Linked DNA regions of Homo sapiens: region 2 is linked to region 1. The links are chromatin loops, found by intact Hi-C in ENCODE. Cell type or tissue: ascending aorta. All regions are shown on one strand.

Region 1 (2,500 bases):
CCCAGCCCCTGACACAATGGGCCACGCATTAAACTCTTCAGCCTGGGCCTCTCCCTTGGCTCCCCTGTCCAGCCTGCACTACCCCCATTTCCTCCCCATCTCATTCCATGGGGCATCCCCAGGCCCTGCCCTTCAAGGCCAGGCCGGGAAACCCACCCTGGCTGCCAGCTGTGAGGCAGCCTCCTGGGGGCTGGTGCTGGGCTGCTCCCAACTCGCCTTACCCTGGCTGCAGGTGGGCTCAGCGCCTGTGCCCAGGGCAGCCTCTGCCGGCCAGCAGTGTGGCTCTGCCGGGGAACTTGTGGGGGCCATCTTCACCTGCGGACTGTGCCGTGGCTCCTGAGGCGGGAAGCTGGTGCCCTCTGCCACTCTCGCCAGCTCTTCTCCCTCTGTGGGGACATGGGCTCACTGCAGGTAATAGACTCATCCACCCCGCAGGCTCCAACGCATCTGTGTCAGGTCCTATGGGCCCAGGTTGTGCCCTGGGACACTGGGCAGGGGAGTGTGGCCAATGCTGGGGTCCTGGCTGAGGCAGTCCAGGTTGGTGCTGCCAAGAAACCACTCACCACCCAAGAGGACACTGGTAGGGGCTGGCTCCCCACCCCCAGAGGGCTCCTCCGCCTCCCGAGAGGGCTATACACCTGACCCAGTGGGGCCACACCTGAGTCTTCGAGGCCCAGCCTCTCTTAAGATCCCATCACAAGGCAGTGAGAGGGGATGGGGGGGCAGTGTCCACTCTCCCTCCAGCTCACATAAGCAGCATTCAGAAACGAGGTCAGGACCAAAATCCAAACAACCCAACTAAGACCAAAGTAGACGCTGGCACTATGGCTCCTGCCCAGCCAGCCACACCTTCCCTGGCCTGAGGCAGGGGCCAGGAATTGGGCTCAGTTGGGCCAAGGCCGGGATGGGCCTGAGGGGCAAATGCTGTGCCTGTGGCTGCTGGCCAGGTGACTACTCAGCATCGGTCCCCGGTTCCCAGGCCTCCAGGCCCTCACTTCCCTTGCTGCTCCCCACCTTCTCACTCAGGTCTGGACTCTCCCACCACACTGGTCATCAACCACTGCCTTTCCAGCCACCCCACCGCCTCCCCATCCCGCTCCTCTGCCAGGAGGCCCTCCATCCTCTCCAGCAGGGGGAGCCAGCTCCCCTCCTTGGTCAGCAGGAGTGACAGCTCCCGGTACAAAGCTGGGGCCAGCAGGCGACTGCTGGGCTAGGCAGAGGCCTCAGCGGCCATGGCCATCCCCATCCAGCTGCTCTGCCTGAGGCTCCTGCCCCAGGCTGGCTGAGGCCTTGTCTCAAGCCTCCACCCCCTCGCCCCCTGCCCCCAGTGTCATTCAACAGTTCCATCCTGGCAAAAGGCCATTTAATTTGGTTTTGGGAATGGGAATAGAAAAGGATCAACTCTCCAGGCTGAAGAAGGTATGCTAGGAAACAGATCCTCTTTCTTAGATCTAACAGAGGAGAGAAGGACATGAATTACAGCTTTGGCCTGCTTGATGGTGGGACAGGCAGGCAGAGGGAAAGCAGGCAGTCTCTAGCCCCCTACTCCGCTACCCCTGGCCCTGGCATCCACCAGGCCTTCCCACACCCCAGGGAGGTGTGTGTGGCCTACAGAGATCTCAGTTGCTGCTGAGATTAGGTTATAAAAGACACCATGGCTTCCTCTGTGTTCTCTCGGTGGGGTCAATGGCTCTGGGGAGAACCAGTCACCATGATCCGGGGACACTCAGCTGTTTATAGAAAGGCCCACAGGAGGAGCTGAGGCCTCTGGCCAATAACCAGTGAGGACCTGAGGCTGCCAACACCCCAAGGGAGCTCAGATGCACTGATGATAGCTTGACTGCAACCACGTGGGAGACCCTGAGCCAACTTTACCCCACAAAGCCACTGTAAATTCCTGACCCTCAAAAACTACAAGACGAGAGCATGGGACTGGTACAAGGCAAGACAGCCCCAGGCAGAGGGACAGGAGCTGGGTCTTCGTGGGAGTAAGTCAGCTACCAACACTGACCAACTGATTACGGCACTGGGCTCCCATCACCCCCACACCTTGACGTCACCATCCTCAGGCGGGGTATGGTGGTTCACACCTGTAATCCCAGCACTTTGGGAGGCTGAGGCGAGTGGATCTCCTGAGCCCAGGAGTTTAAGACCAGCTTGGGCAACATGGTGAAACCCCATCTCTACAAAAAATACAAAAATTACCCAGGCGTAGTGGCCCATGCTTGTAGTCTCAGCTACTTGGGAGGCTGAGGTAGGAGGATCACCTGAGCCCAGGGAGGTTGAAGCTGCAGTGAGCCATGATCGCACTGCTGCACTCCAGCCTGGGCAACAGAGTGAGGAAAACAAACAGGCCAGGCTTGGTGGCTCATTCCTGTAATCCCAGCACTTTGGGAGGCTGAGGCAGGCGGATCACCTGAGGTCAGGAGTTCAAGACCAGCTTGGCCAACATGGGGAAACCCTGTCTCCACTAAAAATAAAAAATAAAAATTAAAAAAAA
Region 2 (2,500 bases), 110 kb after region 1:
AGAACTAATGTTCTTCACATCAAACAGTGTTGCTTTCTTTAGACTAAATGGTTGCTGACAGGGCCCTAGCAATCTCTTGACTCATTCTACCACAGTGTACCAGTACCACCATGTGCAAGGTGCTAGGTAACAGCCAATCCATCCTGGCCTTCCAGACCAGGCTCTGAAGGGAAGCTTTCCCAGAACTCTCATAAAACAGGTGAATAATTCCCTCCTAGAAAGCTCTGTATCTGTTTATTCACTTGCTCGGGCTCTCTCAGGAAAACATAAGCAAAGAGTCAAGATGCCAAGGCAATCTTGAGTGGGGGAGGTAGAGGCAGAGCAAATGCCTTCCAGAGCTCTGTGGTTATGCTAAAGAGCTTTACAGATTGGTATCATGCTTGGAAGTCTGAGATGCTGAGAATTCCCCACTGTGTCACACTTTCTCATGCCAAGCCCAGTGCCCGGGCAGGTGCTATGCATGTACACATGCATGCACACACACACACACACACACATACACACACACACCCTCAACATGGTCAATTTTCTGCCCACCCTGCTGGGTGTCAGGGCATGCTCCCCAAGCAGCTGACCATGGAACTAACCTGCAGCGCCAGGAAGCGAGCCTTCAGCCAGTAAACACGGACCACAAACTCCAGCCAACCATCCTCGAACAGGTCGCGCTGGGACGAGGCAAATGACAGCTGTAGGAGGTCACCCAGGCAGTGGGTCCCTGGGAAGTCAGGTCCAAATCTGCCATTCACCATACCAGCAGGGCAGTTCCGAGGAGACACTAAAAACCATCAGGCCAACGAGTCAACTTCATGTGTAGCATTCTAATGCCCTTCTGCTTCTCAGAAGTTGCACTTGGCCCTAACCACACCCACCCTATCTCCAGGGGCACCCTAAGCCCCTCAGAGCCCTACAGCTCCCTGAGTGGCAGGCATCAGAGAGGTTGGACCAGTTAAGACAAAGATATGCAGAGACCCTGCCCCCTGCCGAGAGTCAGGGGCAAGGGCAAGGGGAAGCAATTTTACAGACAGCATTGAGTATATCTACATTCCACCAGGTGGTAGTTTAAAAGTCAGAATGAAGCTGGGCCCAGTGGCTCATGCCTGTAATCCCAGCACTTTGGGAGGCTGAGGTGGGCGGATTACTAGAGGTCAGGAATTCAAGACCAGCCTGGCTAACATGGTGAAACCCCATCTCTGCCAAAAAATACAAAAATTAGCCAGGCATGGTGGCACACGCCTGTAGTCCCAGCTCCTCGGGAGGCTGATATGGGAGAATCACTTGAGCCTGGGAGGCAGAGGTTGCAGTGAGCCAAGATCATGCCACTGCACTCCAGCCTGGGTGACAGAGCAAGACGCTGTCTTACCAAAAAAAAAAAAAAAAAAAAAAAAAATCCGTATCACCAGAAAAATTACTGAAGCTACATAATACATAAAGCACTGCATTGAACAGTCACACCAAAACTGAGATCCCACTTCCTTCAATCTTGTGTAACAGCAAAGCAGGGAGGTGGCTCCCTCTGGGGGCTCAGCTACTGCTAACCACTTCTTGAGTATCCAGGAGATTTCCCTGGGACCCTGACAAGCCAACCCAAAAAATGTGCCTACTGTAGATATAAGGCTAAATTCCATGACTCAGTCTCCCGCCTCAGCTTTCTCCCAGCTGCTGGGGGTTCAGATATTAGCCTGGCCACAGAACACATAATGCCTCCTACCTGCAGAGCTTCTGCCTTTGGTCAGCAGCCACTGGTCCAGCTGGAGTTCCATGCAGGAGAGAGACATCAGCATCATGTCCTGCAGGACAGACACAGGAAGGTCAAGAACAGTATCACAAAGCCTCTTCACAGTGTGGGGGGTAGGGGGCTGTGGAAGGAAACAAAACTATACTTTTTGATAAAAATATAATTCTTTCTATCCACTTGCCATTTCATAAGTGATAATCAGTGGCTACTCGCCAGAACATAAAAAGAGCCACATGGATGTATGTTGGGACAAGACTTGGGAGAGGCCAGGAGACCGGTCTTCAGAGTTCTTGTCCTGTTGAAGAGGCAGCCCTGTCACCTGCCAAGTGCTGGGACGGACACTGCATCCAAATTATAGAACTCAACCCTTAAAAGTTCTGGGCAGCTGGTATACCATTCCCAGGGCACTTGAGGAAGCTGAGGCTCAGTGATGAGAAGGCACTTGCCCATTGGGCACAGCTGGAAGGTGATCATCAGCCTGCTTTGCCTGGGGATCAAAGCCCTGGTTCCTCCTGCTGTTTCACAACTGCCCCAGGGGAGCATGGCCTGGTGGGCAGAAGCTGCCAGGAGGTTGCCCTGAGGTAACTCAGTGGAGGGTGCCCACCAAGGGATGACTGACCTACAAGCTCTTCTACCTCCTGTGCTCTCAAGTCAGAAAGACCACCAGGCATCCCTGAATGTTCCTGGTGCTCCTGCTTCAGCATTCAGTGTCCCACCTCCAACAGGAGTAAGGGGCCAGAGCACCTTGTGTTCCCTTGAGCTCCA

What was found. A loop is a pair of places that touch in the nucleus more often than their neighbours do. Peaks named below come from ENCODE experiments on the same cell type or tissue, not always from the same donor. Only the 100,000 strongest peaks of a DNase experiment are listed, where the experiment ranks them.
Region 2: it touches region 1 in a loop (2.3-fold over the local background); 7 of 110 quality-filtered maps call a loop at or near these places.

Annotation. Positions count from the first base shown.
Region 1 is chr22:24,173,997-24,176,496 of GRCh38, reverse strand. It overlaps CABIN1 (calcineurin binding protein 1), which reads right to left. Exons shown (of 37, transcript NM_012295.4): 35 at 222-386. Among named protein-coding and RNA genes, the nearest start is that of SUSD2, 6.2 kb to the left of the region's middle. RefSeq lists a silencer at 1,104-1,163 and an enhancer at 531-1,390. In ascending aorta, a CTCF peak has its summit at 1,130 (motif pointing right); a DNase peak (open chromatin) is centred at 1,126; H3K27ac peaks cover 2,427 bases.
Region 2 is chr22:24,061,234-24,063,733 of GRCh38, reverse strand. It overlaps CABIN1 (calcineurin binding protein 1), which reads right to left. Exons shown (of 37, transcript NM_012295.4): 13 at 1,709-1,787; 14 at 588-775. Among named protein-coding and RNA genes, the nearest start is that of CABIN1, 51 kb to the right of the region's middle. In ascending aorta, a CTCF peak has its summit at 1,515 (motif pointing left); a DNase peak (open chromatin) is centred at 1,533.